Regions from separate parts of the Homo sapiens genome. Here region 2 is linked to region 1. Evidence: read pairs that join two places in POLR2A ChIA-PET (ENCODE). Cell type or tissue: OCI-LY7. All regions are shown on one strand. Each heading gives the region's core, and the rest is flanking DNA. Links, peaks and the distances in the headings are about the cores only.

Region 1 (15,107 bases), core at 5,316-10,315:
ATCCTCTGTCCTCCTGCTCTTTGCTCAGTGACAAAGATCCACCTGTGACCTCGGGTCCTCAGACCAACCAGCCCAAGGAACATCTCACCAATTTTAAATTAGGTAAGTGGCCTCTTTTTACTCTCTTCTCCAACCTCTCTCGCTATCCCTCAACTTCTTTCTCCTTTCAATTTTGGTGCCACCCTTCAATCTCTCCCTTCTCTTAATTTCAGTTCCCTTCCCTTTCTGGTAGAGACAGAAGAGACATGTTTTATCTGTGAACCCAAAACTCCGGCACCAGTCATGGACTTGGGAAGACAGTCTTCACTTGGTGTTTAATCACTGCCGGGATGCCTGCCTGATTATTCACCCACATTTCAGAGGTGTCTGATCACCGTGGGGACACCTGCCTTGATCCTTCACCTTTGTGGCAGGCAACCTCCCTGGGAGCGAAAGTATCCCCCCCCACCCCTTCTCTCCATGTCTCTACCCTCTCTTTTCTCTGGGCTTGCCTCCTTCACTATGGGCAACTTTCCACCCTCCATTCCTCCTTCTTCTCCCTTAGCCTGTGTTCTCAAGAACTTAAAACCTCTTCAACTCACACCTGACCTAAAACCTAAATGCCTTATTTTCTTCTGCAGTACCTCTTGACCCCAATACAAACTCGACAATGGTTCCAAATAGCCAGAAAACAGCACTTTTGATTTCTCCATCCTACAAGATCTAGATAATTCTTGGCATAAAATTAGCAAATGGTCTGAGGTGCCTGACGTCCAGGCATTCTTTTACACATCAGTCCCTTCCTAATCTCTGCTCCCAATGCCACTCATCCCAAATCTTTCTTCTTTCTCTCCAGTCTGTTCTTTCAGTCTCCACCCCAGGTTTTGAGTCCTTTGGATCCTCCTTTTCTACGGACCCATCTGACCTCTCCCCTCCTCCCCAGGCTGCTCCTTGCCAGGCTGAGCCAGGTATCAATTCTTCCTCAGCCTCCGCTCCCCCATCCTATAATACTTCTATCACCTCCCCTCCTCACACCCAGTCCAGCTTACAGTTTTGTTCCACGACTAGCCCTCCCCTACCTGCCCAAAAATTTCCTCTTAAAGAGATGGCTGGAGCTAAAGGCATAGTCAAGGTTAATGCTCCTTTTTCTCTATCAGACATTTCCCAAATCAGTTAGCTTTTAGGCTCTTTTTCATCAAATATAAAAACCCAGCCCAGTCCGTGGCTTGTTTGGCAACAACCCTTAGATGTTTTACTGCCCTAGACCCAGAAAGGCCAGAAGGCCATCTTATTCTCAATATGCATTTTATTACCCAATCTGCTCCTGAGATTAAATAAAGCTCCAAAAATTAGATTCCGGCCCTCAAACCCCACAACAGGACTTAATTCACCTTGCCTTCAAGGTGTACAATAATAGAGAAGAGTTGCAATTACTTGCCTCCACTGTGAGAGAAACCCCAGCTACATCTCCAGCACACAAGAACTTCAAAACACCTAAGCCACAGTGGCCAGGCATTCCTTCAGGACCTCCTCCCCCAGGATCTTGCTTCAAGTGCCGGAAATCTGGCCACTGGGCCCAGGAATGCCCACAGCCCAGGATTCCTGCTAAGCCATGTCCCATCTGTGTGGGACCCCACTGGAAATCAGACTGTCCAACTTGCCCAGCAGCCACTGCCCCTGGAACTCTGGCCCAAGCCTCTCTGGGTGACTCCTTCCCAGATCTTCTCAGCTTAGTGGCTGAAGACTGATGCTGCCCGATTGCCTCGGAAACCTCCTGGACCATCACAGATGCTTTGGGTAACTCTTACAATGGAGGGTAACTCCCCTTCTTAATTGATATGGAGGCTACCCACTCCACATTACCTTCTTTTCAAGGGCCTGTTTCCCTTGCCTCCATAACTGTTGTGAGTATTGACAGCCAGGCTTCTAAACCGCTTAAAACTCCCCAACTCTGGTGCCAACTCAGACAACATTCTTTTATGCACTCTTTTTTAGTTATTCCCACCTGCGCAGTTCCCTTATTGGGTCTAGGCATTTTAAATAAATTGTCTGCTTCCCTGACTATTCCTAGGCTACAGCCACACCTCATTGCTGCCCTTTTCCCCAGTTCAAAGCCTCCTTCACATCCTCCCCTTATATCTCCCCACCTTAATCCACAAGTATAGGACACTCTACTCCCTCCTTTGTGATCAATCACGCACCCCTTTCCATCCCATTAAAACCTAATCACCCTTACCCAGCTCAATGCCAATACCCCATCCCACAGCATGTTTTAAAAGGATTAAAGCCTGTTATCACTTGCCTGTTACAGCATGGCCTTTTAAAGCCTATAAACTCTCCTTACAATTCCCCCATTTTACCTGCCCAAAAACCAGACAAGTCTTACAGGTTAATTCAGGATTTGCACCTTATCGACCAAATTGTCTTGCCTATCCATCCCATGGTGCCAAACCCATAAACTCTCCTATCCTCAATACCTCCCTCCACAACCCATTATTGTGTTCTGGATCTCAAACATGCTTTCTTTACTATTCCTTTGCACCCTTCAGCCCAGCCTCTCTTTGTTTTCACTTAGACTAACCCTGACACCCATCAGTCTCAGCAACTTACCTGGGTTGTACTGCCGCAAATCTTCATGGACAGCCCCCATTTCTTCAGTAAAGCCCTTTCTCATGATTTACTTTCTTTCCATCCATCTGCTTCTCACCCTATTAAATATTTTGATAACCTTCTACTTTATAGCCCCTCCTACAAATCTTCCCAACAGAACACCCTCCTGCTCCTCCAACGTCTATTCTCAAAAGGCTATCGTGTATCCCCCTCCAAAGCCCAAATTTCTTCCTCATCCGTTACCTATCTCGGCATAATTCTTCATAAAAACACACATGCTCTGTCTGCTGATCTTCTCTGGCTAATCTCCCAAACCCCAACTCCTTCTACAAAGCAACAACTCCTTTCCTTCTTGGGCATGGTTAGATACTTTCACCTTTGGATACCTAGTTTTAACATCCTGACTAAACCATTATATAAACTCACAAAAGGAAATCTAGCTGACCCCATAGATCCTAAATCCTTTCCCCATTCCTCTTTCCATTCCTTAAAAACAGCCCTAAAATCTGCTCCCACACTAGCTGTCCCTGACATATCCCAAAATTTTTCATTACACACAGCCAAAGTACAGGGCTGTGTGGTCAGAATTCTTACACAAGAGCCTGGACTGCACCCTGTAGCCTTTCTGTCCAAACAACTTAACCTTACTGTTTTAGCCTAGCCCTCATGCTTGCATGCAGCAGCTGCTGCTACTTTAATACTTTCAGAGGCCCTCAAAATCACAAACTGTGCTCAACTCACTCTCTACAGCTCTCATAACTTCCAAAATCTATTTTCTTCCTTACACCTGATGCATGTACTTTCTGCCCCCCGGCTCCTTCGGCTATACTCACTCTTTGTTGAGTCTCCCACAATTACCATTGTTCCTGGCCCGGACTTCAATCCAGCCTCCCACATTATTCCTGATACCACACCTGACCCCCATGACTGTATCTCTCTGATCCACCTGACATTCACTCCATTTCCCCATATTTCCTTCTTTCCTGTTCCTAACCCTGATCACACTTGGTTTATTGACGGCAGTTCCACCAGGCCAAATCGCCACTCACCAGCAAAGGAAGGCTATGCTATAGTATCTTCCACATCTATCATTGAGGCTACCACTCTGCCCCCCTCCACTACCTCTCAGCAAGCCGAACTCATTGCCTTAATTTGGGCCCTCACTCTTGCAAAGGGACTACATGTCAATATTTATATTGACTCTAAATATGCCTTCCATATCCTGCATCACCATGCTGTTATATGGGCTGAAAGAGGTTTCCTCGCTATGCGAGGGTCCTCCATCATTAATGCCTCTTTAATAAAAACTCTTCTCAAGGCCGCTTTACTTCCAAAAGAAGCTGGAGTCATTCACTGCAAGGGCCATCAAAAGGTGTCAGATCCCATCACTCAGGGCAATGCTTATGCTGATAAGGTAGCTAAAGAATCAGCTAGTGTCCCAACTTCTGTCCCTCGTGGCCAGTTTTTCTCCTTCTCATCAGTCACTCCCACCTACTCTCCTACTGAAACTTCCACCTATCAATCTCTTCCCACACAAAGCAAATGGTTCTTGGACCAAGGAAAATATCTCCTTCCAGCCTCACAGGCCTGTTTTATTCTGTCGTCATTTCATAACCTCTTCCATGTAAGTTACAAGCCACTAGCCTGCCTCTTAAAACCTCTCATTTCCTTTCCATCGTAAAAATCCATCCTCAAAAAATCACTTCTCAATGTTCCATCTACTATTCTACTACTCCTCAGGAATTTCTCAGGCCCCCTCTCTTCCCTACACATCAAGCTCAAGAATTTGCCCCTGCCCAGGACTGGCAAATTGATTTTACTCACATGCCCCGAGTCAGGAAACTAAAATACCTCTTGGTCTGGGTAGACACTTTCACTGGATAGGTAGAGGCCTTTCCCACAGAGTCTGAGAAGGCCACCATGGTCATTTCTTCCCTTCTGTCAGACATAATTCCTCGGTTTGGCCTTCCCACCTCTAAACAGTCAACCAGAAAGATCTCCTCACTGTCCTCTAAACAAACCAGGTTCATGGTTTTGTACCTGCTTCTGGTCTTGTCACTCTTCTCTTTAGAAACTCTCCTCCCCTTCTCTCCACAGATCCAAATTCCAGTGACCCCACAAGGTCATTCCCCTTTTCTGACTCCACCTGCCTATAGTGGCCTCCTCTTCTTTGCTGAACTCCTACTGCACTTGTCAGTAACATTCCACTGAGTTCTCAATGCTAGTGTGTCATTGTTTCTCTGTGCTTTCTATGTGTACATATTATGTTCTGTATGAGATTTCTTAGCCTCTGTAAATCCTTAGAATACCTAGCAGAGCTGAGCGCAGGGTGGAAGGTTGACACCCATGAACTATTTTTTATCTCGTAATATCACACATGGCAGCCATAATGCATTGCACCCCTTGCGGGATGAGGTGTGACAGCAAAACTGGCATAAATTTCTTCTTCCTTTTTCACAATTTCACAGCTACAAGATTCATTTTTACTATAGATCATGGTAACATCAGCACATAATTTTTTTTCTTATTAAGTAAAAAACTTACCTTTTCAATTAAAGGAAACACTTTCCAGCTGCTCTTTGGCATCTCTGAATTGCAAGCATCACTACTCTTGCACTTTGGGGCCATTCTTAAGTAAAAGAAGGGTTCCCTTAACACAAACACTGAGATACTGTGACTGTCCAACTGTTAAATAACAGGGCTGCCAAGTGACTCACAGGCAGGTACCACCACCTTAAACAGCGTGGATACACGGGACAAAGAAATCATTCATGTACCCAATGGGACAGAGCCAGACAGCATAAGATTTCGCCATGCTACTCAGAATGGAGTACAATTTAAAACTTATGAATTGTTATTTCTGGGTAATTTACTTAATATTTTTTGGAACATGGTCAACTGCAAGTAACTGAAACCTCAGAAAGCAAAACCATAGTGTCATGCGCATCTGTGTGAAGAGACCACCGAACAGGCTTTGTTTGAGCAATAAAGCTTTTTAATCACCTGGGTGCAGGCGGGCTGACTCCGGAAAGATAGTCAGCAAGGAAGATAGGGGTGGGGCAGTTTTATAGGATTTGGGTGGTTAGTGGAAAGTTACAGTCAAAGGGGGTTGTTGTCTTGTGGGCAGGGGTGGGGGTCACAAGGTGCTCAGTGGGGGAGCTTCTGAGCCAGGAGAAGGAATTTCACAAGGTTAATTGATCAGTTAAGGTGGGGCAGGATCAAATCACAATGGTGCAATGTCATCAGTTAAGGCATGAACCAGCCATTTTCACTTCTTTTGTGATGTTTCACTTGCTTCAGGCCATCTGGATGTATATGTGCAGGTCACAGGGGATATGATGGCTTAGCTTGGACTCAGAGGCCTGACATTCCTGTCTTCTTATATTAATAAGAAAAATAACATAAAATAGTGCTGAAGTGTTGAGACAACGAAAATTTTTAGGGGTGGTATGGAGAGATAATGGGCGATGTCTCTCAGGGCTGCTTCCAGCGGGATTAGGGTTGGCGTGGGAACCTAGAGTGGGAGAGATTAAGCTGAAGGAAGATTTTATGGTAAGGGGTGATATTGTGGGGTTGTTAGGAGGAGCATTTGTCATATAGAATGATTGGTGATGGCCTGGATATGGTTTTGTATGAATTTAGAAACTAAACGGAAGACACAAGGTCTGAATAAGAGAAGGAGAAAAATAGGTATTAAAGGACTAAGAATTGGGAGGACTCAGGACATCAAATTAGAGAGTGCCCAAGCAAGTAATTACTTGCTTGGTTGGCGAGTTTTTGGGCTCTATCCTTGAGTTTTTTTATGTTGTCATACACCAGGCCAGATTTATTTAGGTAAAAACAACACTGCTCATTTAAAAATATACAGAGTCCTCCTTTTTCAGCAGTAAGTCAAGGCCTTGGCAGTTTTGGAGGAAAGAGAAATGCAAAGCCAGCAATTGTTTGTTAAAGAAGGATTAGAAATGGCTAGGAGAGAGTGAGATTGATAGTGTGGTAGAGATAGCTGGGGAGAGGTAGAGGGTGGCATAAGAACGGGAACAAGAATAAGAGTAAGTATAAAACTAAAGAATAGGACTTCATCAGGGTGAAAGTATTGGAGTGTACTTTGCCACTGAAGTGAAAGGGGAGGTGCTAGGTTCTTTTTAACAACCAGCTTTCACAGGAACTAATAAAGTGAGAACTCGTACCCCGCACCCACCCTCCCAGACAGAGCATTAATCTATTTATGAGGGATCTGCTCCCATGACCCAAACACCTCCCATTAGGCCCCACTTCCAACACTGGGGATCAGATTCCATCACAAGATTTGAAGGGGACAAACATCCAAACTATAGCAGTGAGCAAATAAGCTTCTCCCTTAAACGAAAAACACACGGTACGTAATGCTAAAACCTCCCAGCTGTACCTTCTGACCTGTTGACTGGGCTTCCCATACACTCATTTTTCCTGCCCCTTGGGATTTTTAACTTCCAGTAAGACTCTTAAGTTAATTGCTTTTTCAAGGGCAACTTTAATCAGAATAGCCAGCTCTACAGACACATTACAGAAAAAGGAAAACCAGTTTTTTGTGTGTGTGTTAGGCTATTAAAAAAATAGTGGTGGGTTTTTTTTCCCCATTGGCTTTTTTCTCTCCATTATCATGCACGCCTTTCTGTTCAGGATTGAGGTCATCCATCTGCAATCTCATATCCTCTTGCTGGGTTCTGTCAAGTATTAGTCATAAGGCAGTCAGCTTGCTTGTGTACACTTCAACAGCTCTTTTTCACATCAAGCCTTCCAGTTGTCTCTGCTTATTTTAGCCGGGTGCTCAAAGTAGCAGCTGGTTGCCTGGCTATTCCTAGGCAGCTGAAAGCATTGTGAGGAGAACACAAATGAAGCAGGAAGGAATAATCTGAGCTTGATGCTAAGATTTTTGTCTAAGACCTTCTGACCAGGGTCTGTTTCCTAACTGCAATCTGTCCAAAATGTTACTTCCCATCACTCCACATATTATAGCTATCTGATAATTATTAAAATCTGAATATCAAAGTCATTTTTGTATGGAGGGAATAATTAACATATGTACCTTTCCAATATGGCCTTAAATACGCCCCCAAATTCCTTAGCTGTTAATTTTTTTCTCCCACCCTAAAATATAGGTATTTTTAATATTTACCCTGCCCATTTAATAGCAATAAGAGAAGTACATCAGTTACCTAAGTCAGAGATCAGCAAACTTCTTCTGTATAGGGCCAGATAGTCAAGCTTTGTGGGCCACACATTCTCCAATACAATTATTCAGCTCTGCTATGGTAGCATGAAAATATCCACATAATACGTAAATGAATGAGCATAGCTGTGTTCCAATAAAACTATTTATACTGTGGTATAATTTTTAAAAATCTATATTTAATTTCTGCCCTGGTTCCCATCATACAGCTCCTAAAATATGAGGCATTTCTAGAGTGGTAAGAGTATCTTTTGTACACTAATGAGATGACTGGTGGCCCCTAAATAGCTTCAGGATGGGGATTGGTCAGAAAAACTAGGGCATGATTAGAGAGTTGGAACTTTTAGCCACATTTCTTAATCTCTAGGGAGGGGAGACAAGCTGAAGGTTGAGCTGATCACCAATGGTCAACTGTAGGACCTAGATTTTAGTATCTGTGGGAGTCTTGGAAATAATCCCCTTCGATTACTATAACCATAATCAGTCATGTCTACATAATGACCATAATTACCCAAAAGGACTGAGTTGGAAAAGCTTCTAGATAGCTGAACTCATGGAGGTGCCTGGAGGTGGTATATCCGAAGAGGGCATAGAAGCTCTGTGCCCTTTTTCACATACCTTGCCCTATTCATCATTTCCATCTGGCTATTCATCTGCATCCTTTATACTATTTATTTATTTATTTTTGAGATGGATTCTAACTTTGTCACTGCACCATGAGTGCAGTGGTGCAATCTCGGCTCACTGCAACCTCTGCCTCCCAGGTTCAAGCGATTCTTCTGCCTCAGCCTCCAGAGTAGCTGGGATTACAGGCACGCGCCACCACACCCAGCTAGTTTTTGTATTTTTCGTAGAGACAGGCTTTCACTATGTTGTCCAGGCTGGTCTTGAACTCCTGACCTCAAGTGATCTGCCCACCTCAACCTCAAAAGTACTGGGATTACCGGCAAGAGCCACCATGCCTGGCCTGTACTATTCTTTATAATAAACCATTAAATGTAACTAAAGTGTTTCCCTGGATTCTGTGAGCCACTAGCAAATTAATCAAACCTGAAGAGGTGGTTGAGGGAACCTTGATTTATAGCCAGTCAGAAGCACAAATAACAACCTGGGGCTTTCTTTGTTTTTTTTTTTTGTTTGTTTGTTTTGAGACAGCGTTTCACTCTTGTCCCCCAGGCTGGAGTGCAATGGCGTGATGTTGGCTCACCGCAACCTCCACCTCCCGGGTTCAAGCAGTTCTCCTGCCTCAGCCTCCTGAGTAGCTGGGATGACAGGTGCTTGCCACCACGCCCAGCTAATTTTTTGTATTTTTAGTAGAGACGGGATTTCACCATGTTAGCCAGGCTGGTCTCGAATTCCTGACATCAAGTGATCCACCTGCCTTGGCCTCCCAAAGTGCTGGGATTACAGGCGTACGTCATCACACCTGGCCCTACAACCTGGGGCTTTTAATTGGTATCTGGAGTGCGGGCAGTCTTGTGGGACTGGGCCCTTAACCTGTAGGGTCTGATGCTATCTTCAGGTGGATAGTATCAGAATTAAATTGAATTATAAGACACTCAGTTGGCGTCCACTGGAGATTTGCTTAGTATGTGGAGAAAAACCTTTACACATCTGGTCACAGAAGTGTGCAACGGTGAAAAACAGTTTGTGCTTTCAAATTTGAATTTCATATAATTTTCATGTGTTACAAAGTATTTTTTTCATTGACTGTTTATAATCAGTGAAAAATATAAAAATCTATTCTTAGCTCAGAGGCTATACAAAAATAAGAGGGGAGGAAAGCAGGCCTGATCTGGCTCATGGGCCATACTTTCCCTACCTTTGGCCTAGGTTGGCAAACTGTAAACTTGAGGTTACAGTTATTAGAACCTAATATCCAATGTGATGGTATTAAGAGGTGGGGCCTTTGGGAAGTGATTAAATCATGAGGCGTTCACCTTCATGAAGGGAATTAATGCTCTTATAAAAGAGACCAAGGAGAGTTTGTTTGCCCCTGCTGCCATGTGGGGACACACAGAAGGCACCATCTACGAAGAATGGGCCCTCACCAGACACCAAATCTGCTGGTGCCTTGATCTTGGACTTCCCAGCCTCCAGAATTGTGAGCAATACATTTCTGTCATTTGTAAATTGCCCAGTGTAAGGTATTTTGTTTTAGCAGCCTGAATGGACTAAGAGAGTAAGCATATATTATTTATGCATTCTGAAAGGAACAATAACACTATTTTTCCTTCAAAGAAAATGTTTAACTTTAATGTTCATTGAAGTGCTAATTCTAATATTAAAAAATTAAAAACAACCTAAATATCCAATAAGAGAGAAGGCACTAAGTGCCTCTGTACATCAGAATACTAATTGGCCTTTAAGATGATGTCGTCAGTGGTAGAGAATGCTGGTTTTTGAAGTGGATAGACCTGAGTATACATTCAGACTCTCATTTACCAGCTGAGGATCTAAAGCAGCCCCCTTCAATTTCCTGGATTTTTCTCATAAGTAAAATTGAAAAGGTAATGTAACTTTGTTATCGTGTCATGCTTAACATACAGTAAGACTCTTTTAATATTATCTATCACAATTGTTATTTGGGGGGATTACATGGGATTTAAAATTTTTTATGCAATGAATATGTATTTTTTCATAATAATAGAAAATGACTTTTTTATTATAATGAAAGAATTTCCCTCTGTAGAGAGAAATCATTTCTAAAAATTACAGTCACTATGGCATCTACAGCAAAGTACCTGTAGCAGTACAATGTAGGTTAGGCTTGGGAGAGAAAGGCTTGCTGCGGATACCAATGACAGGTGAAGTCCATATGTCTCTCTGGTGCATCCCAGGGAGAAGTACTGGACAGGCCTACCTATGACAGGCCTTCTCTATGAGAAAAGACAGAAGAGAGGCCAGATGGAATAGTCACTAGAGAAAAAAATGAGTTCTATTCTCTAGTAGGGAAAAAGCAAGACACACTGTAGCTTGGTCAAGAAATAGTTATGGAATGAATGAATGAATATCAAGATTGTTCATTTATAATCTGATTGTTTGGACCATAGAGTGTGAATTAAGAAGAAAATTCCTTATTCTATATTTTTGAAGAGGAACTTGAATTGTGGAGAAATTGTATGGAAAAATATTCATAATCTGATTAAAGGGTTTATAAGGATGTGACTGGTGTGATCCATTTATTCATTCAATAAATAAGTTTTATTGAGCATCTACATTGTGCCTGCACTCATGATATGCCCAATCACAAATCAAGATAAGTCTTGTTTTTAATTTGGATAACTTTGCCCTCTAATCCCAGTTGTATGATATTTGTGTTCGCTATGTGGTTAGCAGTTTAAGAAGACAATTTAAATGGTCTTTGGAACTTATCTCACTGGATGAGAAGTTGAGTTAGGATCAGTAAAATATCACTAACTGTACCTAGGCAGTGTGATGTAGTATATACCCAAGTGTGAGCTGTGACATCAGACTACCTGAGTATCAAAATCTGTTTCTACCACTCACCGGCCATGTAATATTAAGCAGTTTCTTCATCTCTTTAAATGTCCATGTTTTAACTGTAAAACAGGGATAATAGTAGCATTGACTTAAGAGGATTCTTTTTTCTAAGTAAGAATATTATACAAAGAATGCCTTGCATGGTGCCTAACAATAGCAAGCACCAATGACTAATAAATGTCAGCTATTGTTATTATTTTACCCTTGTGTAGCACCATAAAGAAGGAGACAATTGAAATGGAGCAAACTAGGACGTGATGGTGAACAGCTGTGGGCCCAACTACTTGGGAGGCTGAGGCAGGAGGATCCTTTGAGCCCAGGAGTTCAAGGTTGCAATGAACTATGATTGTGCTACCACACTCCAGCTTGGGTGGTAGAGCAAGAACCCATCTCAAAAAAAAAAAAAAAAAGAAAGAAAGAAAGGAGCAAACTGGAACTGGGCCTGAGAAGACAATCAAAGTACCAAGATTACAGCTTGTTGACATCTCCTGCTCAAGACAGAACTTCAATGACTAAACTTTCACAGAAGATTCTTCAAAGAGGGTATTACAGTTTTGTATGCATAGATTTGGCCTTATCAAGGGGCATGATTTTGGAACCACATGACTACTAGCAAGTGGTCTTCTTAGGGGTGACCCACACTTAGAAAAGGGATAACCATCAACATCAGGAGAACTTAATAGGGGGGTCATTGTGAGGCAGAGCTTCTTTGAGAAACTCCCTTCCTTCCTACCTTCCTTCCTTCCTTCCTTCTTTTTCTCTCTCTTTCTTTCTTTCTCCTTTTTTTTCTTTGAGACACAGTCTCACTCTGTCACTCAGGTTTGAGTACAGTGGTGCAATCACAGCTCACTGCAACCTCTGCCTCCCAGGCTCAAACAATCCTCCCATCTCAACCTCCCACAGACCTAGGACCACAGATGTGCAGTGCCACACCTGGCTAATTTTTTTGTTTGTTTTATTTTTTGTAGAGACAGGGTCTTGCCATGTTGTCCAGGTTGATCTTGAACCCCTGGGCTCAAGTGATTGTCCCACCTCAGCCTCCCAAAGTGCAGGGATTACAGGTATGAGCCACCATGCACAACCCTTTCTTTCTTAGTCACACAAGTATTGCCGTCTGGCAGAGGGAAGAGGCAGCTGCAAACCATGTGCTAGAGAGCCCCATTGTACATTTCTCATGTACAATGAGATTAATTTCATTCATTCAACTAATGTTTATTGAGTACTTATTTTACTCTGTGTCAGGCAAGATGCTATGAACTGAGAATATGATATTAAAGCGGAAAAAATTATTCTACCCTTCCTGCCCTGCCCTCGTGGACTTCAGTTCCAGTGGAGAGAAAGACATCAATCACATGATCACCTAAATAAATGTAAAAATATAATTGTGATAAGTGCTATTAAGGAAAAGTATGTGATGTTATGAAATAGTGTAATAGAGAAACTTTAGTCGAAGAGATTATAGAAGACTTCCTGGAGGAAGAAATGCTAGGAAATGATGAAAGGAAGCAGTGCTCAGAGTGAACAGCATGATGTGCAAAGGTCCTACAGTGGAAGGAAGTATGACACCTGCTAGAGTTTGTATTTTTTTTTTTTTTTTGGAAGAGTCTCGCTCTGTCTCCCCAGGCTGGAGTGCAGTGGCTCAATCTCAGTTCACTGCAATCTCCGCCTCCCGGGTTCAAGCAATTCTCATGCCTCAGCCTCCTGAGTAGCTGGGATTACAGGTGTGTGCCACCATGCCCAGCTAATTTTTGTATTTTTAGTAGAGACAGGGTTTCCCCATGCTGGCTAGGCTGGTCTCGAACTCCTGATCTCAAGTGATCCGCCCACCTCGGCCTCCTAAAGTGCAGGGATTACAGGCATGAGCCACGGCATCTCGCCTAGTTTGGACGTTTGACCCCTCTGAATCTCATGTTGAAATTTGATCCCCAATGTTGGAGGTGGACAGAGTGAGAAGTGTTTGGGTCATGGGGGCGGATCCCTCATGAATAGCTTAGTGCTGTCCTCACAGTAATGAGTGAGTTCTTACTCTATGAGTTTCTGAGAGAGCTGGTTGTTAAAAAGAGCCAGGCACCTCCCCTACTCTCTCTCCCCATGTGATCTCTACACTGGCTCCCCTTCTCCTGCGCCATGAGTGGAAGGAGGCTGCGGCCCTCACCAGAAGCAGATGCTGGCAGCATGCTTCTTGCACAGCCTGCAGAACTGTGAGCCAAATAAACGTCTTTGCCTTGTAAATTACCCAGTCCCAGGCATTTATTTATAGCAATGTAAACAGAGTAAGACAACACTTTTGAGAGAAAATGTCACAGTGACCGAAGACAGCTAAGATGTCCTAATAAGTGCTAATATTTATTGAGCAAACATTTATTGAGCTAATATTTATTGTACCTACTAAGTTAATTCTAAGCACTTTACATTGATCCTCATGACAATTCTAATTGGAAATACTATTGTTACCCCTGTTTTACAGATGAAGAAACTGAGGCATAGAGGAGTTAAGTAACTTAGGCAAGGTTATCCAGTTAGTAAGATGTAGAACTGAAATTAGGATTAGTTGGAAGAAGTAGGAAAGGACCAAAACGTGCAGTGGTTCACAGACCAGGTTAAAAGATTTTTATGATAAGAGAAATAAGAAGTCACTGAAGTGTGCATTTTATTTCAAAACGGTTACTCCATTTACATTTCAAAAAGGTCACTCCAGCTGTAGCATGGAGAACTAGTTGAAAGGTTGGGAAGAGTGGATGCAGGTGACTGCTGTTGTCTGGGCAAGAGCTGACAGAAGCAGGGCTAGAGAATTGGCCCTGGGCTGGACATGGTGGCTCACACCTGTAATCCCAACACTTTGGGAGGCCTAGGCGGGCGGATCACTTGAGGTCAGGAGTTCAAGACCAGCCTGGTCAATATAGTAAAACCCCACCTCTACTAAAAATACAAAAATTACCTGGGCATGGTGGCACACACCTGTAGTTCCAGCTACTTGGGAGGCTGAGGCATGAGAATCGCTTGAACCTGGAAAGTGGAGGTTGAAGTGAGCTGAGATCACGCCACTGCACACTCCAGCCTGAGTGAGAGAGTAAGACTCTATCTCCAAAAAAAAAAAAAAAGAGTTGGCCTTGGAGAAGGGCAGAGTGGTTGTGTCTGAGATAAAGTGGATGAGGAGGGATGAGGGCATGAGGGAGAGGATGAGGGCATGATAGGGAGGAGGTCCTGAGGATGATCACTGGGCTTCTTGCTGGTGTCACTGTGTGAACAGTGGTGAAGTGGTGTCATTTTCTCATTCAGAGAACACAGGAAGGAAGAGGAGCACACCTAGGTGTAAGGAGGAACATCATGAATTGGAGATATTTTGAGACATCTCCACTGGAGATGTCAGAAACCAATTGCCTTTGTGGGGCTGGGGCTCAGATAGGTCTGTACCAGAGATTTAAACTGGGGAGTCATCTATGATGAGTAGTGCAGTAATTAGAGACAGGGAAGCTGATGAGATTGCTTAAGGAAAGTGAGGAGTGAGGAGAAGATTGCCCAATATCTGGGAGGAAGCCCAAGCTTTCCTTGGCCTTGATTCAGTCTTTCACCTCTTTTTTCTGTCTTACTGATCCACACCCCCTCTTCTGTAAAATCCAAGTGGAAGTCACAAGAAGAAACATGAAGAAAATAATATAATGGATTGAGACTGGGCATGGTGGCTCATGCTTGTAATCCCAGCACTTTGGGAGGCCAAAGTGGGCAGATCGCCTGAGGTCAGGAGTTCAAGACCAGCCTGGCCAACATGGTGAAATCCCATCTCTACTAAAAATACAAAAATTAG
Region 2 (15,107 bases), core at 2,950-7,949, 65 kb after region 1:
GAGGAAGGATGCCAGGTTGATGATTGATTTTAAAATACGCAGGTTTTTAGCCTTACAGAAACTGCTCAATTTGCATTTTATCTCATTTCTTAAAAATGTTTCCAGTGGATATTTGTTCTCTGTGAGAATGCAGTTCTATTTTATTATTTAAAAAAAAATTGGGGGGAGGATAAAGAGGAGATAAAACGGCAAGAATATACTAGAACAGTTGCAGAAAAACTTCAATATTTATTTATTTGTAATTCCAGAACTCTGATTTAAAGTAGGTGCATGACTGCAAAGTAGCTCAAGGCTGAATATGGCATATATACTTTCAGACCGAAGCCAAAAGAATAGTATTTTGCTAATCTCAAGTTAACTCTTCAAATACAAATATTTTCTAATAATTGTATTTCTTTAAAGTTCTTTTTTTTTTCTATATGATATAAAGCTGCTTTGGGAATTATCTCCAAATAATTAGTACTTCCATTACCTGGTAGATTGTATTGTAGTTTGAAGTCTCAATTCATCACCTATAATTAACATAATTGGGTTTTTAAATTTTTTTTAACACACCATTGCTGGCTTGAATCCATAATTGTTGCTGAATAAAATCTAACTCTCAATTAGAAGCAAAAGAACAAACATCTCTTGCAATGGAATGTGTTATTTCTCTCTCTCGCTCTCTCTCTCTTTTTTTAAATAGACAATGTCTTGCTCCATTGCTCAGGCTGGAGTGCAGTGGTGTGATCTTAGCTCACTGCAGCCTCTGCCTCCCAGGCTCAAGCAATCTGTCCACCTCATTTTTGTACTTTTTGTAGAGACAGGGTTTCACCATGTTGCCCAGGGTAGTCTCAAACTCCTGGGCTCAAGCAGTCCTCCCACCTCAGCCCCCTTAGTAGCTGGAACTACAGGCATGCGGAACCACGCCTGACTAATTTTTGTATTTTTAGTGGAGACAGGGTTTTGCAAAGTTGCCCACTGGTCTCCAACTCTTGGCCTCAAGTGATTTGCCTACCTCGGCCTCTCAAAGTGCTGGGATTACAAGTGTGAGCCACCGGGTCCGGCCATGTTAATTCTCTTTGATAACCAGAGATGCTGTGTCTCTGCCACTCTCCAACCCCCCAACAATGTTGTCTTACGAAGAAATGAATTTCAGCCTTCTATGCAGGATCTTGGCCAAAAGGCCAAGAAGGGATGACTTCCTAAGTCTTTGATGATACATTACTTGTTTTGGTGGCCATCTTTATTCTAAATTCTGTGACAGCAGAGCTCATATTTTTTTTAATTGCTTAAATATCTAAAGATTGAGGCCAGTCTCTGTGGCGCATGCCTGTAATTCCAATACTTTGGGAGGCTGAGGTGGGAGGATCACTTGAAGCCAGGAGTTCAAGAGCAGACTGGGCAACAAAGTGAGAACCCATATCTACAAGAAATTAAAACAAATAAACACCTAAGGATGTTCTTTGGAACCTCATTCTTTCTTTTGACTGTTTTACCCACCGAAAGAAGTAATGGCCTTCCCTATACATAGCTAGACTGATTTCCAAAAATTCATTGGAAAGTAATTGTTTGAAATCTGTAGTGCATTTTCTCATAACTGCACTCAAGCTGGGTTTCATTTGTGTATGTTTATACCTTTTGGAAAGATACATTTTTTCAAGTTCATTTTTTATTGTGAAATAATTTAAACATAAGATTGAGAATAATATACTATCTGTAGACCATCCACCAACATCATCAAACCTTAGTATTCTGCCATCTTTTCAAGTTGATTTTAAAAGAATAAAGTAATAGAACAAAATCCTATGGAGACAAATTTTTTATTTGTGTGGAAAATTCCCAGAAACAGCTCTACCTGCAGTGGGGTAGGAGTTCCCCTGGGTAACACCCTGTAATGCCAAGAGAGGTTTTAGGATTGAGTTTCAGGGTGGAGTCCAGAAATGGGGGTGTAAAGTAATCGTTTCAAAGAAGTGTAGTCTCAAGTGTCGTTGGGTTGTTAGGGTTGGGGAAAGGAGAGCTGCAGCTGTGAATGTAAATATATAGATCACTCGTTCAGAAATCAGGGCTGCTTGTCACAAATGCAGTGCTGCCAGGTTCCTGAGATCATACCCACATACCCTCCTAGTGAGAGAGTCTGCTAGGATGGGGAGCATCAAAACTGGCTTATCTTTGTGCCTCTGGGGTGTTTGCACACCAATTTATATTTACCATAGTAATATAGTATGTAAAGCTTAGTAGGTTAAGAAATGTTAAAATAAAACTTAGATTTATCCTAGATTATGTTTTTGTTAAAACTTGGCCATTCTTTGGAAACAGAACTATTTTAAGTATTCTATTAGCCTGTTATTTTTTCCTGAAGAGACTTTGTTGCTATTGTTAATATTTATCCCTACCTTTTCTTTAAAGCAATAGAGTTAATGAAGGGAAGTATATTTATTTATACCTGTATTCTGTGTTCTTGCTACTAGAAGTGTAACTTGGGGACCAGCAGCTTCTGTATCACCAGGGTGTTGGTTAGAAATGCAGAGTGACTCCACCCCATAGCCACTGGGTCAGAACATGCATTTTAACAAGTGATTGCAGGTTCAAGTTTAAGAGATACATGTTCTGTGTATGTGCACACTGTTAAATTTTTATAGAATTTAAATGCTGTGAATGCGGTAGGAAAATCGATTCATTTTTGATCCACTGTTCTTAGAAGCAGGCTACTGGATGCCTACCCAATATATAACATAAATATATGTATTTTCTGTCAAATCCTTTATGAGCTTCATTTTTGGTAATATTTGATGACATATCAGTTATATTCAAAATTTCTGATGGTCTCTCTCTCTCTGTCTCTCTCCCTCTCCTCCTCTGCCCCTCTCTCCCTCTGTCCCCTGTGACTTGCATCATTTTTCTTGAAGACATTCCATTATTGTTCCATTGACCTTTCCCTCATCACTGAGTCCTTTGGAGCTGAGTTATGTCAACAGCTGCCTTAATTACTTTGGTCAGAAGTGGTGGGAACCAGGTGAGAAGGAGAGTGCTGCTAAGCTCCCGCCTGCTGCAGGACGACAGGCGGGTGACACCCACGTGCCACAGCTCCACTTCAGAGCCTAGGTGTTCTCGGTTTGACCCAGATGGTAGTGGGAGTCCAGCTACCTGGGACAATTTTGGGATCTGGGATAACCGCATTGATGAGCCAATTCTGCTGCCACCCAGCATTAAGTATGGCAAGCCAATTCCCAAAATCAGCTTGGAAAATGTGGGGTGCGCCTCACAGATTGGCAAACGGAAAGAGAATGAAGATCGGTTTGACTTCGCTCAGCTGACAGATGAGGTCCTGTACTTTGCAGTGTATGATGGACACGGTGGACCTGCAGCAGCTGATTTCTGTCATACCCACATGGAGAAATGTATTATGTATGTACAATGACTTTCACTCCTGACTTTGCAGTTCCTATACTTCCTACTTAAACTTTCACCCTTTGGCTGAGGCTTCCAGCGTAAACATAGTTACTTGAGTGGTTGCATGCTGCTGCTTCACGAATGAGCAGTAGTTTAAGTGTGCCATTTATTACTTATGGTTATCACAATTTCAGAAATGCATGTTTTAACAACTCCCCTGGGGAAAGCATTAACCAAAATCTATAGCACTTAATTTGTGATCATTTTAAGTGAAGTGGCATAATGTACATGAGATAACCTATGAGAAGCATTTACTCCCATCAGTGTAGGACAGATAAGTGCTTCAGTAAATGGTAATTACTCTTTCAAGTGGTGTGAATAGCTTTGAATACCTGACTTGTTGAAAATAGCTTTGGATGATTGGCATTAGTGTGGAAAAATGCATTTAATGCAGGCATTTTGGAGCTCTTCCGTTTATTTACTTCAACTAGTATTAATGCATTTTTGAGGATCACATTACTGCTAAAATTGAAAGAGGGAGAACATGTGATGGAGTTACGACCATGTGACTATTTTTGACTTCCCAGTGACCATTTCTTGACTTCCTGTGTATACCGCATTCCACGAAAGAACTCACAATGGGAAGGAACTCTCGACCTCTCAGGGTTGTGGTAGTGAGGATCAATTCTTCAAGGACAAGGACTTGGACTTTCATTGTTGTGCCCTTAAAAGCTTATCACAGTGCCTGATACTTTGTGGATTCTCAATAGGTATTCCTTAGCCAGTAGGTCTTCAGCATTTGACAGGAAAATCCTGAGGCCCGTTGTGTGGAATGACTGCTAGCTAGAGTAACAGTGAGGAGAAAAACCTATTGTAAAATGATTGTTTAAGGCTCTTTTTTTCCTCCCCACAAAGGGATTTGCTTCCTAAGGAGAAGAACTTGGAAACTCTGTTGACCTTGGCTTTTCTAGAAATAGATAAAGCCTTTTCGAGTCATGCCCGCCTGTCTGCTGATGGTATGTAAAACTATCACATTCCTTGGATCCTAGGGAGTACATGGGGTGGGGGAGGAGTAAAAAGGAAACACTTTAAGTCCTTTGGGGGAGGGGATTTTAATGGACAATTGTTTGTAAGGATTTATGTAGAAATGAGTTTATATGAAGAATCACATTAAATGCTGTTGGGAACTCCAATTAATGTTAATACCTCACTTTTAAATGAAATATATTGGAGAATTTTTCAGAAAGAGAAGCCCCGAAACAGTTCTGATGTTGTACTTTAGTTTTTAAAAGATTTTAAAAATGTTTAATCTGTTTGCTTATTTTATGGACAAAATGTCCATACTATGAGTTTTGTTTTGGGTTTTTGGTTTTTTTTTTAGATGGATCTGGTGACCAAGTGCTGAAATACACTACAGGGTAATCACATCTAGCGAGGACAGTCATTGTCCAACAAGAAAAAAATTGCAAATAGGTCCTAAATAGAAAAAGACAATGGTTAATATGCACTAATTTGTATAACTAGAAGGAAAATATTTTTCTGTCACTTCTTAAAAAGCTCAATCTTGCAGCTTTTCTCTGGTAACTAGTGATATTTTCAGCATAAGGTCATGCTAGCTGAATTTAAAATTTTGTGTACTGTATGTCCTTAAATTTTGAAAGTGAAATGTTTCTGGTTTTGACTAAATTTATCAAAACCATTTCACGAAAATTCAGCAAACGTTTTCTAGTTAGCTAGTCCCAAATCTTTTGCTGTTAAAGTTAACCCTGAAAATTTCTGTACCAGCCAAATGAATGTGTGCATGTAACCTTGTAAATGATTTGAAAATGAATCATGCAATAATCTTGATCTGTATTTGGTTCATCCTTTTCTTAAAAAAAAGAAAGAAACCAAGTGCACCACAGAAATGTCATTTGCACAGTCTTCAGTTGGAATACATAAGGATAGAGATTGTTTGCATTTCACAGCGAAGGAACTGAAGATTAGAGTGGTAAAGGTCAGTTCAGAGTTAGGGCTGGGATTTTCCTGACCACCAGCATTATCTCTCTTCTCTCATGAGGAGAGGAGAAGGTAACTCTGCGATGGCTCTATTTACCATCTTGAGATTTTTTCCTGAGCTTTTTTTGAGAACCTTACTATCACACTCCTCAGGAAAGCATTACAGTCCACTCTCTTCAGGGATATGTTTTCCAGTTTGTAGATCATTTAGGCCCATTTTCTTTTCTTTCATTCCTTTGGAATTTTTCTTTTTCCTTTCAACTGGACCCTTACCTTTAAGAAGACAGAAGCTGAAAGAGGTAAACTTTATGCATAAGACTTAGCTCTTGTTCCAAATAGTTAAAACACATGAAGGAAAAGAGGAAATGAAATATTTTCTTATGGTTTTATTTTTATTACTTCCTGAATTTTGGTATGCTCTTATTTCATAGTAACTGAGTTGGCTGTGCATCTGGCTATGTCTCACACCACAATGTTTGTTGACTGTAGTGTCGGTGGTGTGCCCCAGCTGTTCTGTAAATAGCTGCAGCTTACTGGGCAAGGTTTTTGGATGAGAATGTCCAAATTTATCCCAGGCATGTGACCACCAACCAAAAACATTGGCCTTCTCAATGCCATCAGCCTCTTTTAAAAGTATCTAGTCAATGTAGATGCTTAAACCAATCGGTGATTGACTTGATGTAAAATATGACAGGACTCCTTTTATTATTGAATGAAGTATAACTCAACAGAATTTTGAACTTAAAGAATTTAATTAACTTGCCTATCTTAAAAGAAACTTTCTAAAGATACCTTTGTCACAAAAACATTAAACAGTTGTATAAAGAAATTAATCACAAAAATGTAATTCATATGCTAACTTCAGCAGCACATACACTAAAATTGGAATGATACAGAGATCAGCATGGTCCTTGTGCAAGGATGGCACACAAATGCATGAAGAGTTCCATATTTTTTATTCTTACTAAAATCAATTCATTTGTAATAAAGAAATTAAAATGCATTATTTAATTTAATTCCTCTATCATATGCTTTGAAGTAATGATCCCAGAACATTCTTAAGATATTTTAAAATGTATTTTTCATATAATGGTAATTTGTTTGAAAGTATAATGGAGCAAGACAAGATGATGCTCTTAGTGTGTACTAAAAGAAAAGGTCTATTATAATATTGTTATTAAATCTTATTTTGTTATTAAATTTGTTATTTGTTATTAAAATCTTATTTTGTATATATTCTTATCGGTCTGTGTTTTTTAAAAATTAGTGTTTTGAGAACATTTAAAAATTTTATTCTTGATAAGTTGCCAGAGCCTTCAAAGATGGCAAAAATTGTCTTGATATTTAGGGCCTATTTTATCAAATACATTAAAGCCACTAAAGATAGAATGCCATATGTTGTGTAACTGTTCAGTTTATGGATTTTTTAAAATGTCATTTTAAATTTCAAAGTTATTATTTAAGTTTAAAACTTTAGTTTTTAGCAAGAACTGAAGCAGTATCAGTATTATAAGAGTGGATAATATTCTTTTCGGCCTATGTATATAGATAGGACCAGTGCCAGTGAAACAAAATTTTGTAGTAAGTGCAGTTTACCCTCTCCAGTTTCTTTCATCTTTTCTCTTTTAGTATTAACCCCTTTCCCCTCTTCTTGAACCCTTCCTGTGAGGTGAAGGACTGTGGCTTATTCATTTTTGAATCTCCAGTGTGCAGCACCCTGCATAGAACCTGGCAGGTACTCAATAATTATTTGGATTGAACTGAGATCTCCACGCTGACTCTTTCTCACTGAAGTTACTGTAATTTTTTCTTTGATTATCATATAGCTGATTTAATCAAATTATTATAAAATGTTTGCATTTTAATGAGCTGTCACTCCTGGGTGGATTTGAATTTTAGTTAGCAGACACCTGAAAAAGGCTTAAACCATAGAAGTGAATTACTAATGGTGAGATTTTAGGTATAAAAGAGAGGCGTGCCGCTCAGTCCTACTGAAGCAGCATTGCTCGTCTGGCGTAATACTTGAGTTTCATTGTCTCATACCAAGGAAATCAAGGACGAGGACACACAAGGAGTGAGGTTAGGAGTGGAGACTTAATAGGTGAAAGAAAGAGAAAAGCTCTCTCCTGCAAAAAGAGGGGTCCCAAACAGCTTTCTAGTCCATGGTGAAGTGCAGGAGGCTTTATGGATGAACTTGAGGAGGCAGTGTCTGATTTACATAGGGCATGAAAGATTGGTTGGACCAGATGTGCCATTTGCATAGCACACGAAAAACTGATTAGGCCTAGGTGTGCAATTTGCAGAGCATTCAAGAATCTGGCCACCCCCACCCTAATCTTTTATTATGCAGATGGGTTCTCTACCTGGCCAGCGCCATGTTGCCCATTTCTTTACACATGGTGACAAAGAAAAGGGAAGATGGAACATATTGAACATGCTTGGCCCCAGGTAGCCCTTTTCTTTTTCTTTTTTTTTTTTTTTGAGACAGTTTTGCTCTAGTCTCCCAGGCTAGAGTGCAATGGTGCAATTTCAGCTCACTGCAACCTCCACCTCCCAGGTTCAAGTGATTCCCCTGCCTCAGCCTCCCAAGTACCTGGGATTATAGGCGCCTGCCACCATGCCTACCTAATTTTTGTATTTTTAGTAGAGGCGGGGTTTTGCCATGTTGGTCAGGCTGGTCTCTAACTCCCGACCTTGGGTGATCTGTCCGCCTTGGCCTCCCAAAGTGCTGGGATTACAGGCGTGAGCCATTGTGCCCAGCCCAGGTAGTACTTTTCTATTGGCACAGCTGCTGGCATTCACCTGTGCAAGCTTCCAGCTTGCTTATTTATGTTTGCAGCTCAATTTTTCAGGTTGCTCTTTGTTAGAAAAGAAATGGTTTGGAGGCTGCTTTTTGTTAAAAGGGAAGCCTTGCCACGGACTCCTTTACCCTCACTATGTGCCTACATAATTTATTTCTAGCTCCTGTATCAATACCATATTAACTTTCTTAAGTGAAATTAAAACATTCTTATCTCCTCTCAACTTCAGTTCCAAAGCTGTTACAGCTACATAAAGAACTTCAAATTATCTTACTAACATTTAAAATATTTACTGTTGAATGGCATTGCTGTTGCCTGAGCAAGTTCACACTCAAGTTACACTTAGTGAGAGCTCTTTTCTGCCCGGCATGTGTGAGTTCAGCGTGGGCAAGAGACTTTTATGTGCATTCAGTCCTTTCAGAAATGAGACGATGCCAACCACAGACGCAGCATGTCCTGGATGACTGATCTGTAAAATATAATAAAAGCTTATTGTTTGAGTAGAAAATAAAATAAAATAATTTACTGTTGTAGCTGGGGATATTTTGAAAAGAATAAAATCAAAATGCCACTTATCAAGAAATGGCAAGAACAAGATTCCCTTGCCCTTAAGAAATTGTCAGCTATTTTTATTGCTTTTTTGTTAATGCATTTTCAACCTGTCCTTAGTTATCAGTAGCAAATTTCATCACCATCTTTTAATTTTTTTATTCAATTTATACCAGTAATGTCTACTTTTACAATTAATAAAAGCAGCCAGTAAATCCGGATGATATCCCACCAGTCCGTTGTTTATAAAGAGATAGCCACTTAGAACAAACTAGATGGTAGAAAATTAGGTTATAATTCTATATTTCCTATAAGCTCTTCAGAGTGTTTCCAGATTGCTTAAACTTTGAAAGCAACAAAGCTCCGAAAGGGACAAATGGAACAAAAAGAGAAGACTTGCTCAGACATTCAGAGTGGGGGACATTGATGGCATTATGAGTCTCACCAGAAACTTTTATGTTCTTCATATCCTGTGACCTCTTTATGGAAGAATTAAACTACAAAAGAACCAGGGCTGTAAACACAGCATTTTTGAATCCCCTATGCCGGGACAGCCAAAAGAAAAAAAAAGAGAGCATTGATGAGATGTTCTTACCGTGCTGCTACTGCTTCAGCTCATTACTTTGATTTTGGTGTTCATGAGTCATGAGTCTAGAACACCCATTTTTAATAAATATTGAAACTGTATTGGTTTATACATAGTATTATTTACACAATTGAGTAATTACTAGGGGTCATTATACTTTGAAAAGTATAGCTTTTGCTCTTTATGTTGGCATTCACAATCTTGATCATTTTTCTTTTGATGTGTCGGCCTGCAACACTGGGGGAAAGAGAGAGCTGCAGAAATACCCATTTTGTGAATTATACAAAATTATAAACATGCGTCTCGCTAGCCTTTATTTAAGCAATGAATTTAAATTAATCATTCTACTCAAAAATGCCTTATAGGTACTAAGTCTCTGCATTAAGCACCATTAACAAATGCATTACTCTATGTATCTTGTATAGCGGGTGCTTTGATTCCTTCTTGATATATATTTAAGTCCCAGTAATTTGGTGGTATACTGTAGTTTACATCCTGCTTGTCAGATACAAATTCTTCCATGCTGTAACTGTAGATTTACCTTTCTATTCTTGAGACAATTCTGATATTGCTACCAAACAAATTTACAGTGCATTTTTTGTAACTCAGTAAAGGTAGTGATTTACTGTGTTTAAGACCAATTATTTCAGTGAATGTGTATATGCGTGAGTGTTTTTGTGAGTGTGTTAAATGTAGGTCTGTGTCACCATTTATGTGTCTTGGTACAGATACTTTTTTATATAGTTTTTTCAACCTTAGAAACCACAAAATTAAGAAAGAAGTGTTACCCTGTGATGAAAAAATAGGCTCAACTACAAAATACCATCAACTGGAACAAACTGAGTTTTGGAATAATTGATTTGGCATCTCCTGGAATATTATATAATTTGCTAGTTAAATTTTCACCAAAATAAAAAACCCTTCCCTTATTTTGCAGCTCTTTCTCTGCTCTCCCCTGTGTTGCAGGTTTGTAATGTTTGAGCACAATTCCTGGGTGAAATTCGTATTTGCCTCTGTGCGTGTTATTTGTGGCAGAGAACTGTGCCTGGTCAGCAGCTCTAGACCTGGAGCCCGTGGACACTATATGCGGGGCTTCAGTGGAAAGAGAGATCTGCTTAATTTTGTCCCAGGTGAAGGAGTCCAGCGGTTCCTATCCTGGACTACGGGAAGGTTCCCACATCTCTTTGTCCCATTAGTTGAGATGACTTGCAGTAGAAATTGTCCAGTGAGTGTTAAGAACTTATTGAAAGATGTCTTAGTTTTCTAGTTTTGTTGTTAGGCAAAAAGTGAGAATTTTTACTTCCATGTTAAATGTTAAATGAAAATGAATGCTGATTTAATATTTACATTCTTAAATGCTTAGCAAATCAGAATTGACAGTTAGTTTTGAAGCCTTTCCTATAAATCCTGGGATTTTGGAACTGTGAAGTTGGGTTGGTAAAAACTCAAAGTCTTAAAATTCCTAGGTGACAGAGCCATAAATTACAAGCCTAAATAACTAAACTTCTACTTATGAAATTTTAACTCTTTTACTGTGGCCAATAATAAACCATTTTTAAGAAAACTATTGTAGATGGTTTAAACAAATGGAAGGAATATTAAATTCCCGGGACAGGTAGCATCTGAATAAATGCCGTGTTCCCTTATCTGGCTCTTTAAATCGTTTGAAATATCATAGTTAGTCAAACTGTAAAGATTCCACTGTTTCATAGTCGTTTGGGTAATTTAAAGTTACGAGTTAACATTTGTAATATAAATATCACTGATACTTATGCTAAAACATTTATGTTATATGGTGGACAAATGTATCTTTCAACATTGCAGAAATATTACATTGGCACGACAGTTCCAAAATCAAGAGAAAAATGGAAAGATAGTGCAACTATAAATGTTATTTCTCAAGAAAGTTCAGCATGACTATAAAAGATTAAGTAGAGTTTGTTCATGCTTTTCCATCTTACTTTTCTGATTAAAGCAGGCATTTTAATATACTGATTGGAAAAATCTATTTATGTATATATCTCCTTCCAATGCATTACTGATGAAGTTTTCAAAATTATCTTTTTGGGGAGAAAAAAAAAGCTTGGAAAGATTGAGTCTTAATCAGTCAAATTAGTAGCACTTCGTTTTTCCTAAATGTACCTTTAAAATCGAAGTCATCTTTGGAATGTTTTAAAGAGTTAACAGTGTTACTAAAGACAATACCTGCTTTAAATAAGTTATCTTTTCCGATTTCTTCCACTTTGTTTTATTTTTTAGCCCATAATTTCACAATATTCTCACTTTTGACAAGGCTCAATGCAAATTAACAATTTTTAACAAGTGGTAAAGAACTTAGGGCAGACACTGTTAGAGGAAATCAAAGGAAGATGCAGAAATGCAGTCTGAGTTGGATGGAGGAAACGGTGACCTCAAGCCCAGTAACAATGAATTTTATTTGTTATTAGAGAAAATTCATATTTGTGGGATGCTCTGGGCCCAAACAGGACCCCAGGAGTTGCAGCTGGCAGTACTGCCCTGCGTTTGAAGACTACCTCTTTGTATTACAACCTTCTGGAGTTAGGAGTGTTAACTACACCAAGTTTATGAGAAGCTAGAATGAACTTCATTCTCCACCTCCCCTCCCCCAGATTTTCTGCTCCTGTAATGATGGTTGTAACTTTGTTTCACGTCTAGGGAGGACAAAGATAAACAGAAAAGAATGTGAGCCTGTAACCATTTTAGGATTTTTTTGGTGAACATTTATAAAATTAAAACAGTTTTAGAAGCATACAGGGGTAGAATATGCAAATGGTATACCCTTGGCATGTCTCACTTAGCCTACTAACTGATAATATGTTCACAGCATAGGAGTGAAAAATGGAAGAGAAAACCTTCTAAATCCATAGACTATAGAAAAGTCAGCTTGCCTCCATGGGCTCAAGTAGACCTAAGTCATCCCACCATCATAGCCAACCTAATTAAATTTTAATACTTTCAGTCTGGACACCAGATATCCATGAAGGTGTTGTTATAAGTTCAAGTCAGCTCTACTTGATATGAATAGAGGCCATTTGTAGATAGTGATGCAGTGTTTGCCAAATAAGGTTAGCAACCTTTCCGTTTGCATGGAGACTTGTTACTGAATTAAATACTTGTTTCTCTGCATGCTGTTACTTACATAGTTCATTTGCATTTTATTTGCTTAGCTCTAGTTAAATTAGAATGATATATTCCAGCATTAGTTTATCATGCTTGTGTTTTATTTTGTAATAAAAATTCCATATCCAATCATTTGACTGTCACTAACTTGTACTCTTTTTTTCATAATACTTGTAGCAACTCTTCTGACCTCTGGGACTACTGCAACAGTAGCCCTATTGCGAGATGGTATTGAACTGGTTGTAGCCAGTGTTGGGGACAGCCGGGCTATTTTGTGTAGAAAAGGAAAACCCATGAAGCTGACCATTGACCATACTCCAGAAAGAAAAGATGAAAAAGAAAGGTACTACCACCACTGATCCATCATATCATTCTATGTGGATGATGTTTTTAGTTCATAATAGTTTTTAAACTGATGTCATGGTTAAGTTTAACAGTGACTTGGTTTTCTTTTTGTTTTTTTGAGACAGAGTCTCACTCTGTCGCCCAGGCTGGAGTGCAGTGGCGCAATCTTGGCTCACTGCAAGCTCCACCTCCCGGGTTCACACCATTCTCCTGCTTCAGCCTCCTGAGTAGCTGGGACTACAGGCGCCTGCCAACACGCTCGGCTAATTTTTTGTTTTTTAGTAGAGACGGGGTTTCACCGTGTTAGCCAGGATGGTCTCGATCTCCTGACCTCGTGATCTGCCCTCCTTGGCCTCCCAAAGGGTTTTCTACATATCACACCATTGTCATTTAACTTTTAACAGGATCAAGAAATGTGGTGGTTTTGTAGCTTGGAATAGTTTGGGGCAGCCTCACGTAAATGGCAGGCTTGCAATGACAAGAAGTATTGGAGATTTGGACCTTAAGACCAGTGGTGTCATAGCAGAACCTGAAACTAAGAGGATTAAGGTAAGAAAGGACCTGCAAACACTTGATAAACCTGCGGAGAGTGAATGTAGGATTGTCTCTGCTGCACCTTTCTTGGAAGCCTTAACTGAAGCCAAAATGATTTTTAAAAGGGAGTAATTTATGGAAGGATAAAAAAACTTTTCAGGTAAAATAAGATGCTACTATTCTGGCCTAATTTATTGTAGAGGACAAAACAATTCTCTTTTTCCCCCTTTTTAGGTTCTTAGTTGAGACACTTTCTTGAAAATAAAAGTCAGATTAACTACAACAACAACAAACAAACAAGCAGACATTTGCACGTGCTGAACCCATTGTACGGGAAAGGCCTCAGTTAAAAGTATTTCTCTTCCAAGGCAGTGGCTTAGGGGCTTTGCTTAAATTGTATTTAAATAGCCATAGATCCTGCATAGTGACAAGATAAAGAAGAGAACAGTTTCAGTCTTTTAAAAGTCAGGAAAATGTGGAGAGATAGTAAAACCTGTTCCCAGATTTCTCTGGTGCCTGCTGGTTCCTTCTCTGGGCCAATAAACAAGTGCTGTCTCCAGTAAAGAAGGACTGATGTCCTGCCACCAGGCAAGTAGAGGCTGAGGAAGTGTACCCCTGCCTTTTCAGTGACTTGACTTTAGCAATCCTCAATATTTCGGGGAGAAATATTTTGGCTTCCCTCAGTTTGAAGTGTTAGGTTTTTGTTTCACCCCAGCTATGGAATTCTCCTGGTGAAATGGTCCTGCTGTTCTTCCTCACCTGCACCCAATCAGCCAGCATCACCTGCACTCAATCATGCAGCATCACCTGCACCCAGTCATCCAGCATCACCTGCACACAATCAGCATCACCTGCATCCAATCAGCCAGCATCACCTGCACCCAAGCAATCAGCATCACCTGCACCCAGTCAGCCAGCATCACCTGCACCCAATCAGCCAGCATCACCCACACCCAATCAGCCAGCATCATCTGCACCCAATCAGCCAGCATCACCTGCACCCAATCAATCAGCATCACTTGCACCCAATCAGCCAGCATCATCTGCACCCAATCAGCCAGCATCACCCGCACCCAATCAGCCAGCATCACCTGCACCCAATCAGCATCACCTGCATCCAATCAGCATCACCTGCACCCAATCAGCATCACCTGCATCCAGTCAGCCAGCATCACCTGCACCCAATCAACCAGCATCACCTGCACCCAATCAGCATCACCTGCATCCAATCAGCATCACCTGCACCCAATCAGCAGCACCTGCACCCAGTCAACCAGCACCACCTGCACCCAATCAGCATCACCTGCACACAGCCAGCATCACCTGCACCCAATCAGCCAACATCACCTGCACCCAATCAGCCAACATCGCCTGCACCCAGTCATCTAGCATCACCTGCACCCAGTCATCCAGCATCACCTGCACCCAATCGGCCAGCATCACTTGCATCCAGTCAGCCAGCATCACCTGCACCCAATCAGCATCACCTGCACCCAATCAGCTAACACCTGCACCCAATCAGCCAGCATCACCTGCACCCAATCAGCCAGCATCACCTGCACCCAATCAGCATCACCTGCACCCAATCAGCCAACATCACCTGCACCCAGTCAGCCAGCATCACCTGCACCCAATCAGCTAGCATCACCTGCACGCAGTCAATCAGCATCACCTGCACCCAATCAGCATCACCTGCACCCATTCAGCCAGCATCACCTGCACCCAATCAGCATCACCTGCACCCAATCAGCCAGCAACACCTGCACCCAGCCAGCATCACC

What was found. Peaks named below come from ENCODE experiments on the same cell type or tissue, not always from the same donor. Only the 100,000 strongest peaks of a DNase experiment are listed, where the experiment ranks them.
Region 2: POLR2A ChIA-PET joins it to region 1 with 8 read pairs; 10 of 35 experiments call an interaction of 5 or more read pairs at or near these places.

What each region holds. Positions count from the first base shown.
Region 1 is chr4:88,333,630-88,348,736 of GRCh38, reverse strand. It overlaps PPM1K-DT (PPM1K divergent transcript), which reads right to left. Exons shown (of 5, transcript NR_134238.1): 4 at 7,785-7,875; 5 at 7,080-7,434. Among named protein-coding and RNA genes, the nearest start is that of HERC6, 38 kb to the left of the region's middle. In OCI-LY7, for the core only: no CTCF peak of the experiment used is centred there; no DNase peak of the experiment used is centred there.
Region 2 is chr4:88,266,424-88,281,530 of GRCh38, reverse strand. PPM1K (protein phosphatase, Mg2+/Mn2+ dependent 1K) reads left to right here. Exons shown (of 7, transcript NM_152542.5): 2 at 2,889-3,387; 3 at 4,288-4,388; 4 at 12,625-12,790; 5 at 13,197-13,341. The coding sequence starts at 2,948. It also overlaps the pseudogene RNU6-112P. Among named protein-coding and RNA genes, the nearest start is that of PPM1K, 11 kb to the left of the region's middle. RefSeq lists an enhancer at 14,155-14,654. In OCI-LY7, for the core only: no CTCF peak of the experiment used is centred there; a DNase peak (open chromatin) is centred at 5,840; H3K4me3 peaks cover 3,354 bases; H3K27ac peaks cover 3,468 bases.